2 separate regions of the Homo sapiens genome follow, and region 2 is linked to region 1. Evidence: chromatin loops called from intact Hi-C (ENCODE). Cell type or tissue: A673. All regions are shown on one strand.

The links. A loop is a pair of places that touch in the nucleus more often than their neighbours do. Peaks named below come from ENCODE experiments on the same cell type or tissue, not always from the same donor. Only the 100,000 strongest peaks of a DNase experiment are listed, where the experiment ranks them.
Region 2: a loop joins it to region 1, with 5 times the contacts of the local background. A loop is called at or near these places in 2 of 110 quality-filtered maps.

What each region holds. Positions count from the first base shown.
Region 1 is chr4:115,848,764-115,856,763 of GRCh38, reverse strand. No RefSeq gene overlaps it. Among named protein-coding and RNA genes, the nearest start is that of MIR1973, 450 kb to the left of the region's middle. In A673, a CTCF peak has its summit at 4,072 (motif pointing right); a DNase peak (open chromatin) is centred at 4,113.
Region 2 is chr4:115,116,631-115,124,630 of GRCh38, reverse strand. No RefSeq gene overlaps it. Among named protein-coding and RNA genes, the nearest start is that of NDST4, 7.0 kb to the right of the region's middle. In A673, a CTCF peak has its summit at 4,494; DNase peaks (open chromatin) are centred at 4,470, 5,650 and 6,850; H3K4me3 peaks cover 2,408 bases; H3K27ac peaks cover 3,942 bases.

The DNA of each region.
Region 1 (8,000 bases):
TGTAAATTGCTTTGGGCAGTATGGCCATTTTAATGATATTGATTCTTCTTGTCCATGAGCATGGGATGTCTTTCCATTTGTTTTTCTGATATCTTTGAGCAGTGCTTGTAATTTTTATCAAAGAGATCTTTCACTTTCCTGGTTAGCTTTATTCCTAGGTATTTTACTCTTTTTGAGGCAATTGTGAATGAGGTTGACTTCCTGATTTGGCTCTTGGCTTGGCTGTTATTGGTGTATAAGAATGCAAGTTATTTTTGTACACTGATTTTGTATCATAAAACATTGCTGAAGTTATTTGTCAGGTGAAGGAGCTTTGAGGAAGAGACTATGAGGTTTTCTACATATAGAATCATGTTGTCTGAAAACAGGGATAGTTTGACTTCCTCTCTTTTTATTTTGATGCCCTTTACTTCTTTTGTTAGCCTGATTGCTCTGACTACAACTTTCATACCATCTTAAATAGGAGTGGTGAGAGACAGCATCCTTGTCTTGTGCCAGTTTTCAGAGGAATGCTTTCTGGTTTTCTCCATTCAGTATGCTGTTGGCTGTGGGTTTATCATAGATGGCTCTTATTATTTTGAGGTGTGTTTCTTTAATAACTAGTTTATTGAGAGTTTTTTTTTAGATGAAGTCTTGCTCTGTTGCCCAGACTGCTATGCAGCAGCATGATCTCAGCAAACTGCAACATCCATCTCCCAGGTTCAAGCAATTCTCATGCCTCAGCCACCTAAGAAGCTGGAATTACCGGCATGTGCCACTACACCTGGCTAAGTTTTGTATTTTTAGTAGAGACGGCATTTTGCCATGTCGGCCAGGCTGGTTTTAAACTCCTGGCCTCAAGTGATCACCCCACCTTGGCCTCCAAAAGTTCTGGGATTACAGGCATGAGCCACCACACCTGGCCTACTGAGCACTTTTAATATGAAAGGTGTTGAATTTAATGAAAAGCCTTTTCTGCATCTATTGAAATAATCATGTCATTTTTGTCTTTAGTTATACTTATGTGATGAATCACATATATTGATCTGAGTATGTTGAACCAACCTTTCATTCTGGGGATGAAGCCTGCTTGATTGTAGTAGATTAGCTTTTTAATGTGATGCAGGGTTCAGTTTGAAAGTATTTTGTTGATGATTTTTGCACTGATGTTCATCAAGGATATTGGCATGAAGTTTTCTTTTTTCTGTTGTGTCTCTGCCAGGTGTGGTATCAGGATGATGCTGGCCTCATAGGATGAGTTGGGAATGGATCTCTCCTTCTCAATTTTTTGGAGTAGCTTTAGTAAGAATGGTAACAGCTCTTCTTTGTACATCTGGTAAAATTCATCTCTGAATCCATCAGGTCCTGGGCTTTTTCCTTCTTTTTTTCTTTTTTTTTAGTAGACTTTTACTGATTTAATTTCAGAGCTCATTATTGGTCTGTTCAGGTTATTGATTTATTCCTGGTTCAGTCTTGGGAGGCTGTGTTTCCAGGAACTTATTCTACTATTTTGGTCTTCTAGTTTGTGTGTAAGAGGTATTTCTATTTGTTTTTGATTATTATTTTTTATTTCTCTGGCGTCGGTAGTAACATTCTCTTTGGTATTTCTAATTATGTTTATTTGGATATTCTCTCTTTTCTTCTTTTTTTGTCTGCTAGCAGTCTATCTTATTAAGTTTTTCAAAAAACGAACTTGAGATTTGTTGATCTTTTGAATTGTATTTGTGTGTTGATTTCCTTCAGTTCAGCTCTAATTTTGGTTATTTCTTGTCTTCTGCTAGCTTTGGAGTTCATTTGTTCTTGCTTCTCTAATTATTTCAGTTGTGATGTTAAGTTGTTAATTGGAGATTTTTCTAAGTTTTTGATGTGGGCATTTAGTGCCATAAAATTTCTTATTAACGTTCCCTTAGCTGTGAACAAGATTGTTGTTGTATCCCTTGTTCTCATTAGCTTCTAATAACTTCTACATGTTGTATCTTTATTCTCATTAGTTTCAAATAACTTCTTCATTTCTGCCTTAATTTTATTATTCACCAAAAGTCATTCAGGAGTATGATGTTTAATTTCCATGTAATTGCATGGTTTTGAATGATTTTCTTAGTCTTGACCTCTATTTTTACTGTGCTGTGGTCTGAGTGTGTTTGGCATGATTTAGGTTCTTTTGCATTTGCTGAGAAATGTATTATGTTCAATTATGTGGTCGATTTGAAAGTATGTGTCATGTTGCGATGAGAAGAACATATATTTTGTTAGTTTTGGGTTGAGAGTTCTGGAGAGGTCTATCAGATCCATTTGGTTCAATGTTGAGTTCAGGTCCAGAATATCTTTGTTAATTTTCAGTCTCAATGATCTATCTAATACTGTCTGTCAGTGGAGTGTTGAAGTCTCCCACCATTATTGTATGGAAGTCTATGTCTCTTTGTGGGTCTGTAAGAACTTTTTTAATCAATCTGGGTGCTTTCGTGCTGAGTACATATATATTTAGGATAGTTAGTTCTTCCTGTTGAATTTATTCCCTTACCATTATGCATCTCCCTTCCTTTGTCTTTTTTTTTTTTAATCTCTGTTGATTTGAAATCTGTTTTGTCTGAAATTAGGATGGCAGCCTCTGCTTTTTTTCTGTTTTCATTTGCTTGGTGGATTTTTCTCCGTCCCTTTAGTTTTAGCCTATAGGTGTCATTATGTGTGAAATGGGTCTCTGGAAGACAGCTTACCATTGGGTCTTGCATTTTATCCAGGCTGCCACTGTGTGCCTTTTAAGTGGTACATTTAGCCCATATACATTCAAGGTTAGTATTGATATGTGTGGATTTGATCCTGTCATTGTGTTGTTAGCTGGTTATTTTGCTGGCTTCTTTGTGTGGTTGCTTTATTGTGTCATTGGTCTGTGTATTTAACTGTGTTTCTTTACCATCTATTAGCAGTCTGTCCTCTCCATATTTAGTGCACCTTTCAAAATCTCTTCTAAGTCAGGTCTGGTGGTAACAAACTCCCTCAACATTTGCTTATCTGAAAAGGATCTTATTTCTCCTTTGCTTAGGAAGCTTAGTTTGACTGGATATAAAATTTTTTGTTGAAGATTTTTTCTTTTAAGAATGTTGAATGCAGAACCCTGATCTCTTCTCGCTTCTAGCTTGTGAGGTTTCAGCAGAGAGATCTGCTGTTAACCTGATGCGGCTCCCCTTGTAGGTGACCTGACCTTTCTCTCTAGCTACCTTTAACATTCTTTCTTTCATTTAACCTTGGAACATCTGACAAATATGTGTCTTGTGGATGAACTTCTTATGTAGAATCTTGCAAAAGTTCTCTACATTTTCCAAAGTTGACTGTTGGCATCTCTAGAAAGGTTGGGAAATCTTTCATGGACGACATCCTAAAATATGTTTTCCAAGTTGTGTGCTTTCTACCCTCCCCGACCCTTTCAGGGATGCCAGTTATTTGTTTATTTGGCCTCTTTTCATAGTCCCATACTTTTAATAAATTTCGTTCATTTATTTTCATTCTTTTTTCTTTGTTTTTGTCTGACTGTCATATTTCAGAGAGCCAGTCTTCAAGTTCTGGTATTCTTTCCTCAGCTTGGTTTATTTTGCTGTTAATACTTGTTTTTGAATTGTGAAATTCTTGTGTTATTCAACTCTGTCAGATATGCTAGGTTCTTTTTTATACCAGCTGTTTCATCCTTTAACTCCTGTATTATTGCATTGTGATTCTTAGTTTCCTTGGATTACGTTTTGCCATTATCTTGAATCTTGATCATCTTTGCTCCAATTCATAGTTTGAATTCTATTTCTGTCACTTCAGACAGCTCAGCTTGGCTCAGAACTCTTGTTGGAGAACTGGCATGGTCATTTGGAGGACATATGACACTATGGCCATTTGAGTTACCAAAGTTTTGTGTTGGTTCTTTCTCATCTCTTCATGTGAGTGTTCCTTTAACTGCAGTTTAGACTGAGTACAGACAATATACTTCTTTTCTGAATGTTTTCACAGGGCCAAGGTTTTGTGCAGGGTCTTTATTTGAAGCTGAATTCTTGTCTTTGGTTTCAGAAGGGGGTATATTAATGAGATATTTTTGGTGTTGAGAAGCTTTGGGGTCTGATCCACTAGGTGGCGCTTAGGCACATTAGTCAGTTGGTAGACTCTTGCTTGGCTGTGGAGCTCTCTTATGTTTTCTAACAGTTGCAGCCAGGTTCTCGCTCAATGCTCTGAAAGTGTGAGCCGCCCTCCCCGTTGAGTTCTGGCTGTATATCGCAGCTTGGCACTCCTTGGCTGCCCATTGCAGCTCTGGGGCAATCTCAGTGTTTATGTTTCCTTCTCAACTTGGAGGCAGCAGAGGCAGGGACCTTAGTAGTGGTTGTGGGCAATGGTCTCTTGCTTGTTTCTTGGGGGCTCTACCTCAGAGAAATGCAAGTCAGCAATTTCTCAGTGCAGTCCAGAAGAGAAGGTCTGTGTGGGCCCAAGCCAGGAGTTCCATGTGTAGTGATGATCAGGATGGTGGGCAGGGGGAGGGGTAGGACCCATTAGAGACAGACTGGCCTTCTCTCCTTGGGTCCACTGCAGCTAGTTGGGGGTATGGATAAAGCACTTAGAGTCTTTGCTGCTTTGTTACTCCGAGGGTAGCAAATGCAGTCCCACTGCAATTGCAGTGGCAGAGAAGCTTTTAGTTGCCTCTAGGGGCTCTGTCCTGGGAGCTGCAGAGCTGCTACTGGCTCAATAGCTCTGACAAGGAATGACTGGAGGCCCAGGCCTGGAGGACCTGCCCAGTGAGAATATGTAGGAACAGGAACCCACATAACAGTCTGACCAATTTTCCACAGGGCTGCTGTGGTATGCTGGGGGCCTGCTCCAGTCCCTAATCACTTCAGATTTTCAAGTACCTAGAGATATCAACAGTGAAGACTTTGAAATAGTAAAAATGGCAGCCTGCCCCTCCTTTTGGGAGCTCCATCCCAGCAAGGTATGAACCTGTTGCCAGACTAAACACACCTGTCGAAGGTGGTTGAAGACCCCACCCAGTTAGGTCAGGTTAGGTGATCCCACCCAGTGAGGAGAAACAGGATCAGGGACCTGCTTTAAAAAGCACTGTAGCTGTGTTCTCATAGAGCAGTTGTGCTGTGCTGAGGGTTCACTTCAGCCCCTGGTCACCTTGGACACTCCAATGCCCAAAGGCCAGAATGGCTAAGTCCCCCAAACAGCAAAGATAGCAGCCTGCCCCTTTCTCTGGGACTTCCATCCCAGGGTGGTTTGAAACCTCTGTTGGCTAGAGACCACCGGTGAGGGTAGCTGGAGACTCTACTTGGGAGGTTTCACCCAGGAGGAGAAATAAGATTGGGAACATGCTTTAAAAAGCAGTCTGGTGACTTTTTCATACAGCAGCTGTGCTAGGATAGGGCCCACTCTAGCCCCAGGTCAGCTTAGACTCTCCAACGTTTGAAGGCTGAGACAGCTAAGTCAGCCAAACAGCAAATACAGTGGCTTACCCCCTCCCCCAGGGAACTCCATCTCAGGGAGGTGCAATGATGCTACTCGGGGCTGGCTGAATTTCAAACCAGTGGGTTTTATCTTGTGAGGTGCCATGGAATCAGGGCCTGCAGACTGTCGCTGCTCAGTCCCCTGGTTTTAGCCCTTTTCGTAGGGTTATGTATGGAGGTCTAACTTCCCACTTTGCCAGATTTTGCAGGTACTTTTGCTGGAAATCCCCAAAAAACTGAGTGTCTGAGGCTGCCCAGTCTCTGTGTATGTGTGTGTGCCTGAGCAGCTGCTCTGCTGAGACTGCAGGTAGCTGTGTGTGTCAGACTGAAAGCCCTGGTGGAATGGGTTCACAAGGGGATCTCCTGATCCTAGGGTTGCAAGGATCCATGGGAGAAGCATGGATTCCTGAAGTTGCACATTCACTCACTGCTTCTCTGGGTGGGGGAGGTTCCCCTGGTTCCATGCTGCTCCCAAGTGGGTCGTTATCCTGATTTTCTTCATTCTCCATGGGTTGAATTGCTTCCTTGATTAGTCCCAATGACTACTATATTGGGACTAATTTCCATTGAAGGTGCTATATTGACTCGCTGTTGAAGGTTCTATATTGACTCGCTCCTTTCGTTCCTCTCTATGAGAGCCACTAGCAGCTTCTCGTTGGTCATCTTGGGGACCTTCCATTGATTTTTATTAATATCTGCAATATATTGAGACTTGCATTCTAATACCAAGCCTAGACTTTAGTAGCACTTTAATAGTGCATGAACTTCAGGAAATTTCTATCTGTTCCCAAAGTTGAAAAATGGAATTTAACAACATTGCCCATTGTAGTGTAGAGACCTCACATGCATGCATGCACACACAAACATGCACACATACACACACACACACACATACATATTTAACCATTTTTTTTTCATTTTTTGGACAATGTTGTTAAACTGAGACATATTTACATTTTGGGGAGTTTATTTCAGTATTCAGTGATTCATAAATTGGGCAACATCAGACTGCAAGTGGTTTAGCACTTTGCTGGGGAAGAAGGTGGCAAGAGACAGACTTTTATAAGGTTTTCATGGAAGCAAGATAAATAAAACATGTTTGCTTAGCGTAGAAAATATCTAGTTAGGGTTTAATTGGAAGCTTGTGAGTGATAAAGTCTCTAGTTTTATTTTACTCTTTAGGCCATCTCAGCCTTAATAACCGAATATACATGTATTTTTAACAATGGTAAAACATGCTTTTGAATTATAAATTTTTAAAATTGGCTTAAAATGTATGTACTCATGTCCAATCATGATGGAGTTACATGTATTGGACTAAGTCTTCCAAAGAAAACAACTATAAAATTTGCATAACATGCATTAATACAAAACCATTATTTAAAGGCATTAAGAAAAAAGTACCATAGGTAGGACTTGAATGGAACCATAGCAGCAAATAACAGAAGATGAAAAATTTTAGTAGAGACCTAAAATCCTATGAAAGAGGTTAAGTAGGAGTTCTAAAAAAAAATCAATGTAATATAACTAAGATTAAGAATTTAAAAACTGGGTGTAGTAGTGAATTAGATACATCAGAATAGAGATTTATAAAACTGGAAGACAATTCAATACAGAAATATTTACACTTAAGTACAGAGAAAAGGAGAAAAAAGATAAAAATATAAGAACCAGCATAGGGAACATTAGACAACTGTGATACATTTATTTAGAGTTATAGTAAGAGAGGAGACAGATTGGGACAAAAACATAATTCAAAAATAATGATGGAGAATTTTATGATGAATTAAAATCTTCCAACCACATATTTAAGAAGTTTTATCAACACCAAGCGGAATGGAAACAAACTGAAGACACAACTGCTAAAAATTGGAGACAAAAATAAAAGTTTATAAACAGTCATTGAGTAACTGGGGTAAGGAATGGTGGTAAGACTTGAGAAGGAGCAACTTATGAGTTAACAGGAATTATAAAAAATAGAAAACAATAAAATGGCACAATTAAGTTTTCAAAAGGAAAACCAATCCAGATTTCAAAACTCATCATAAATATCATTCAAATGTAAAGATATATACCTATAAAGAAAAATATCTGATAGAATTTGTCACCAGCAATTTTTCAGACAAGAGTAAATTTGATGTAAATTAATAAGCCAAGCAAACATCGTATATTCTATAGGTTAGCCAATAAAAGTGTAGGATAATAATATGTAACTTAAAAATACTGTATATCTCTTAATTCTCTCTCTTAGATATCTTTTGTAATTTCAGAATCTACCTATTATACCTTGATTTATTTTCCTGTTTTTTTATATTACATTTTCCTGTGTTCTGTTTTCTGGCTATTTACCTGCTCTGTTTTAGTCACAAGTTTATTTCTAAGATTTGTCTACTTTGTTCTGCAGTTCATCCAATTAAATAAAATTTTCTTGTTTAAGTATGCAATTTAAGGAGTTTTGCAAAGTTATACACCTATGTTATTGGTGACACAAACAACATATAGAATATTTCCATCAATCTAAAAATTTTTGTTTTATTACTGATTAGTTCA
Region 2 (8,000 bases), 730 kb after region 1:
ATTTCCTACATAGAAGTATTAATATGTCTTAATTTTAATAGAAAATGGACACAGCAAACCAATAACTGTATTTTTGAAATTAGAAATCAAAGTATTTTTTCTTTGTTTTACATTTTTGTCTTGGCAAAGTGAAATGATTCTGTAAGTGTGAATCAATGAAATATTAATTTGTCCTCATTTCAAGCAGACTAACATCAACTTAAAAACTTAGGTTGAGTGTCTTTAGCTAATATATTTTATTATAGTTAAATCTACTTAGCTTACAGTTGCTGCTTTACAGTAAAATTGATGGTACTCCAATAATTCATTCATAAATAACGTCAGTCAAAAATGTCTTCCTCCATAAATTTAGGATCATTTAGTACCAAAAATTCACTTACTTTAAAAAGGTATGACTTTTACTTTATATCTTGGCTGAAAGTAAAAAAGAAACAAACAAACATTGCTGTGGAGTTATGAGTGCCATTTCTGCTTTGAACTCCATATTTACTTTAACAATAAAATAGCAAATTGTTTAAGAATCAAAGAATATGTTTGCTCCAAGGAAATAGGCAGACCTAAACAGGGTAAAAAAAAAGGTTGAAATTTACTCACATTTTAAAGAGTATTTTAAAAAATTTACTATAGATAGAAACATTTTTAAATCATATAACAATTTCTACTGATAAGGAAACATGATCATTATTTTTTCTTGCTTCAATTCATATAGCTATATATTAGGTAGAATAAGATATTTTACAACAACTTTAGCTGGAGAGAAAACAACTTTATGTCAATTAAGTAATTCTGTGTAACAAGCTATCCAAAATTTATGTCTTAAATATACATTTTTGTCTTTAAAATTTTTAAGACATGCATTTCTAAGTTTTTATCTGAAAACCCATAAATCCAAACAATTGTACTACCAAAATGAATTAATATTGTTTGCTGTTACTGATATAAAGAGGTGAACATTAATATATAACTCAAAGCTCCATTTATTTTTATGTTCATTGCATTAATATAATTTGCTTCTGTCTCTATTCTCCTTGCAGCTCATGGATCAGCAGGTCTGTTTGGTTCAGCTGATCTGGTTGTCTTTTGCTGGTATTGACTAGGCTTGCTCATGCACATATAGGTGATTTATGGGCTCTGCCCTAAGCTAGTCTTGGCAAGAATACCTAAGCTGGGCAGTGTTGGTCCATGTGCCCTGGCATGTCCTTCTCACAGTGATGATGGAATTACAAGAAAGCAAACCTGAAATTAGCATAATGTCCCTTCCCCTTCATTCTACTGTCACAGCGATTCATGTACCACCACCAAAAGAAAAGGGGTGGGGAAATATGGTAACCTTCTTATTGAGAGGAACTACAAAGTCACATGACAAAAGGCTGAAGAATTAGACAAATCATGCATTCTGCTACATTTTTTCTTCTTTCTTCTATATTTTGAAGCAATGATTATTTTCCTCAAATTATAGCTACACATTTCACAAAAGAAAATAACCTTTTAAAATTTTCGAATTAGGTCAGAACTTCTCACTCTACAAACGGTACACAACTAAATGAGCTTAATAGTAGCACCCTAAAATTCTTCCAGACTTGTAAGGCAGCAGTAAGATAGCATTAAGGTAGTGATAACATTTCTATGATTTTTTTCACAGTAATCATGAAAAAATACTGAGTGCTACACTGCACAGTTTTATGAAAACTCATTTTTCCTGTTTAATTGGAAATTTGGAATTTTTAAGTGTTTATCTATAAATTTATAATTGTAAATAATTAAAGTCCTAAAAGGAATTAACGTATTAGTTATTCTGGTGTTGTCTACATGAAGAGAGGCCAGTGCTATTATTGTATACCTCAAAGCTCCATTTAATTCCATGTTTGTATGACAACCTGGTCTGCCTCTTTGCCTCTATATTCCCAAAGAATAGCATTCTCTATTGACAGTCACTTTGTGAAATAATAATGGTGTTCTGCTTAGATTATTAAAATAGCTAAATGAAAAATTAGGGAAAAGTTCCAATTATTATACCATGGAAATGACTTGATCTTTTTTTATATTCAGTACTGTATAAATACATAATGAATCTAGATTCATTTTTTAAAATTCAGTTCATGACTCTTTATATGCATTTACATTAGTAGATTTAGGTCAGCATTTCAAAATGTTTATAGAATGGAATGGAATGGAACAAAAAAGAAAATCAAATGCACTGCACACAGTCAACTAAGAAGTAAGAATTGTTTTCTGAAATTCTTGTTTAGTGTCTCTGTGTTGTGGGTCACAAAAATTTCACAACCAGTGATCTAGATTGTGATATCTTAGCACCGGTCTGAGAAATTCTCTGATCCACCTCTTTCTTCAAACCAGAAAAAGAAATTGTATAATTTAAATAAAAATGAACAGAAAATAAAATCTCACAAGTTTCCCTCATTTTAATTCTCCCCTTAGCATATGCCAATGACTATGAACTATGATTCCCTGTGCTGCCTAGTATTTCTAAAGCCTAATTAAATCTTTCCTTCTCTACTATTCTTTAGAACAGATCTTGGTATAGATAAGCATTTGTATAAAACATATTCATGGAGAAGATATCAGAATTTCAATGCTACCAAATTATTGGTAACTTGCCATATAGAAAGGTTAAAAGCATAACTCTTGTTTTATCTATATATTACCAAGTGGATTATAAAGCACAGGGTTTTGAATGGCCACCTGAAAGGCCACTCTGCTTACAGAGTAATGAAAAGGGGCATTCTCCAGGGACGTTCATTCAGACGACTGTTTGGTATAGTGGAAAGACCACAGGGCTAAGGATTAGTGAGTCCTGTTGCTGATCCCAGGTTTGCTACTTGTGTCTCAGTGTTCTAACCTATACAATGCAGATATAATACCACAATAACTAATAATAGGATCATTGTGACCCTCAAATCAAATAATCTATGAGAACATCTTTTGAAAACTCTGAAGATTTTAAAAATGAGTTGAAGATTACATAATGTTAGTATTGAATGTATTATGAAAGCAAGTAAATTGGAACAAACCTCTACTATCAACTGTGACTCAGAGTATCAGGTTCAACAAATAGCCTTTTTCCCTTAATCATCCTAACAGTGGTCATGAAGGGTCAGGCCAAATAGTGCTTTATGCTGGAGGAATAACTCCTTTCAAAGTAATCTGGAAATTTGAGATAGGGATTTCAAGAAACCAGATTGTTCTAAATGTACCTCTTGTTTAACTGCAAACACACACAAGAATTGCTTGATTACCATAGTTACTTTGGCAGATTAAAGAATATTAATTATTTAGACTTGAGAAGTTGTACTTGACAAGTAATTAACGTTATTTTAAAGATTCACATAATTTAATTTGAACTAAACAGTTTACTCTAGTTTGATTTAATATTCAGGTACAAATTGGATGTCCTAAATAAAAGGACTAGATTTATATTTCTTATGACTAAATCTGGCTTATAGTCGTATTAATTTTCATTTATTTACATTAGCCTTAAAATAATTTTTATAGGATATAATCATAATGATCTTGTATAGGACATCTCATAACGAGGGAACTGAGGAGACTCATCTCTCTGAAGGTAGAATTGCATCTGTGGCATAGCAGACAGGTAGAATGTTATAGTATGCTTCATAATTCCATGTATTCCATATCACTATGTGTATTAAAATCTGTAGATAATTGAATGTTTAAGATAATAGTATGTTTTAATGATACTACAGAATGCACAATGTCTTTTCTTTCAGTATATGCTAAATGCAAATTAGCAGTTATTACAAAGGTCATTCAAGAGCAAATGTTTCAAGTTCTAATATACTTAACATCTTTGAGAGGAAGGGTTTTACAGTGAAGCAATCTATTTTTGAGTTACAAGAGGGGAAGGTAAAGGAGTATATTTAAATAAGGAAGGTAGATGAGTGCAAGATGATTTTATAATAGAAATAAATTTGAGAGATATAGCTAAGTATAATTTTGCATTCTCCATGGCCCAGCCCTATTCTATGGTTAGATCCTTAGAGTTATATTTGAATCATTGATAAGACTTCGATTTTACAAAATTTGCCGCACTTTATATGTTACCTGTAGTTTACCTTTACTTTCCAGGCACTGAAGAAGGCACTACCTTATTAATATTTCAAATAAACTAAATGGTATTGTGTATATATATGTACATGTGTGTATTATAGATGTAAGTTATATAGGAGAATTCAATCTGCTATCTGAGATCTGAGATGCAGTGATTAAATCAAATTAAAGGTGAAACTGGAGGCTATTCACTCAAGTAATCTACCAGTAAGTGATACCAAATTAATTTTCTTTGCCTTTGATGAGACTCTGTGTTATGTTTTTGTGTGCATCAGTTTATATATTAGAGTTTGAGGGGAAGTGGAGCTCCAAATTTATGGTAACAGCAGTTTTCTTTAAAGCATATCAACAGAGATGAATTGGCAGAGTCTTCATTCACCATCTTTTATACAATATTGCCCTCTATGGGAATATTGTAAAATATTGAATATTTTAGCAGGGTGATAAGTATATTCTTTCATACACTCCTGTGTTCATCACATGATTTTTCTTTCCTCTTAATTTAATTACTTTGCTCTTTCCCACCCTCTAACAGGTATAAACAGCTGAGCTGACAAAAAAATTCATCATTGTTTTATTATATAGTAGGTTTAGAGTATCAGAATTCATTTTACTTTATTTATTTTACATTATATTTAATTATTTGTTTGGTTTTCTTTTGTAAAATATCTCTGTTTTCGGAGTACTATATTTTCATTTACTTCATATCATCTCATTTATGATAATTCCTTTTCAGAAAAGGGAAACACCAATTAAAGTTCTAAAATAAAATTATACTTAATATGGAAGACAAACAAATCATTTTACATAAAGGAATATTTAGAATTTACAGTGCCATTCTTCTGATTCTATAAATGCAAACCAAATTACAGTAATGTATAAAATATTTTCAATTCTTTAAAATATATGACAATATTTTTACTAAAATATTTTTATTCATGAATAATATTAGGAAGATTAAATGACATGGATTCTAAAAAGGAAAACTAATCTGGGTCTTCTTATCCATGGGGAAAATTGCTTTATAATGTATCTTTGCATCTTCCTTTTGAAATGAATTGTTGCTTCTATTTGTGACATACAGAACTGGTGCAACAGTTTCATTGAAAATATATTTGTAGGGGAAATGTTAATTTCTGGTTCCCTATTTTCTAGCTTTGGGTTGCCATCATTCGTTCATTCATTCATAAATTTATTTTTTTAAATGTCAGTAACTATGCCATGGCACTGCTCCAAGTATTAAGGATATAAGCCTCAAACAAACAAACAAAAACAAAAGAGATTATCTCTGTCCTCAAAGAATAAAGACTTCATTGCTAGCATTATGTGTGTGCCTACAAATCAGGCAACAATAGCAATATAATGCTGTGTACCCCATTGCTAGCTGGTTACAGAGGGCAACACTGGGTTTACAGGTCTTGGAATACAGCATGACTTAGAATTCACAAGTATTGCTTCTCAAGCTTAAGGAAACTTTCAGCCATTGTTGACTTGCTTTAGAACATCTCATGTTCTTATACCACTTCCTCACAACTTACCATCTCAACATGGTCCCCCAACACACACACACACACACACACACACGGCTTAAACCAAATAGGAGAAAGAGTGACAGCATCCAGTGAATTACCCCAGAGTGACGATAATTTACAGTGAGGCACTGAAGCTAACAGGACAGAAACTGATTTGCTAAGGCTTAGTAAAAAATTAAGATTTCCCATGCTGATCAGAGCATTAGCCAAATAGTTCATAAATGAGATGTCTTTCCCTGAAGGACTGGAGCAGGCGGAAAACAAATGATATTGGGATATTTAAAATACAAAAAATTTGGTAACAGATGAAAGAAAATATCCTATATGACAAAAAGAATTTTATCAAACTTATCACTGTGATGCTATGATTCTGGTCTGCAAGTAGCTTTCTCACTTTGAACATTTAGGACTTCAAATTAGAGAATGTAAAATGACTTGTAAGGCGTAAGTCAAAAGGAAATCACCATCAAACCCTAATAAAATTTGGCAAATGAAAATTCCAAAGAAAAGAGAAACAAAGAAAGAAACAAACTGAAACTACCTATCCTAGATAAAACTTATACAACCCCTATAAGGTATTTAAAGATCCTACTCTGATGAGACACTCCCGCTGGAGTTGGGGCCCAATTAATGCGCTTTATGAACTCTCCTCACCTTTGTGTACCCTCTAAAAGAGAAACTAACTGAAAATTCTCATAGCAAAGATCAGACCATGGAAAAATCATAAATTTAATTTTTACTGTCCTCCCCCACCTCACCCTGGGTCTCTCACTTGAGTGCTAACATTTTAGTGACAACAAAATTTCTTATGATGCAATGGTGTTTTGGCCAACAACTGCTATTTATTAAAAATCATGTTCCTTTAAGTAGTTGTCTGCCAAACTGGAATTGGACTGTTTAGTCTGTTTGTTCCCTCACTTGGCCTTTCAAGTTTTGCATCTTCAAAGGATTTATTTGAAGCATTAACATGCTGATTTCTCTCTTGCTACAACAATGCACTAGAGTGATACTGGCAAAAAGATTCTTTCTTCCAACCTGCTCTTCCTATTTTTTTCCCTTTTTCTAATAACTTGCTAACAAGAGATCCAGATGTGTAATAAGATAACATCTAAGTCTGTGACTGGGGTGTTTGTTATCCACGTAATGCTATTTGGCACTTACGATTTTTTTATCATGTATTATGATACCATTGAAGCAAAAGTGACTTTATGCAACTTCTTTCTCACATAAGTTCTTATCCTAACAATTGCTAGCAGAAGATTTTTTTCTCTTAATAAAAAGTTTTTGTATTAGTCACTCACAGCCCAATTAGAGGCTTCCCCTGCTCCCTGAAGGCATAAACTTTGAACGTAGAAGTTTCTTTTATTCATGCTTTTTCTTTTAAAAAAGAGTTATAGCCTTTCGTGTTGGTACAACAGGATAGTTGCTCATGTTAAAAAATAAAATTAAAAGAAAAGGATATAGACAGAAAGTGGTAGTGTGGTAATAGAATCTTGTATTTATAAGTTTTAGTAGTGAAGACTGTAAATTAAACTAAACGCATTCAATCAAAATTGTGAGAACTATAAATTTATTTGGTTGTGCTCATTCAAAATTATTTTTGCTCTAAAAGTAACAAAAAAGATGAAACTTGAAATGAATAAAAATGTACATTTAAAGATCTAAATATCTTCTGTTTATAGCCTGTATATGCATGTGAATAATTTTTTAAAAAGTAGAAATTATGAAGTACTTGGAATCTTGTTTTAGTATTTTCTGTGCAAACCTTTATTTATTTTAGAGGCAAGCATTTAAAACTTACCATTAGTAACAATTAGCAGAACAAAATGAGAAAGAAAATGATGAAAATTTTTGAAATTGTTAAATTTACCGAGTTTTTTTGAAGTTTTCTAAGATTTTTATTAGTAGATATTACTACCCTCTCATTTTCACTGTAATAAAGACTTGACATACAAACAAAAAAAAGACCTTCCTTTTAAAATAAACATCTTTTTTTCTTCTATTGAGTAAGTATATACAAAGATATATGTGTGTATTATAAAGAACAAAGCGTATATATGTATTTATAAATTAAATTGAAAGTATATTATGTTCTTAGATATATGTTATAAGTGTATATTATATAATGTTTTCAATGTTTTTCACTTTTAAAATTTCCAAATAATGCATATAACACATACACATTTCTTGAACTTCCAAGGAAACGCCACTGAAAATTTAAAAGGTAAATTCAAAGATAAATTCAGTTGAATGAAAAGGTTTTGTAGTGGGCAAATACTACTTTAACTTTTGCTGAGTCAAGAGAGCAACTGAATAAAAATATGTGGAGCTCTAAAAGTTTATTAGTTCAACAAGTTCAATTCAATTTTTTAAAAATCCATT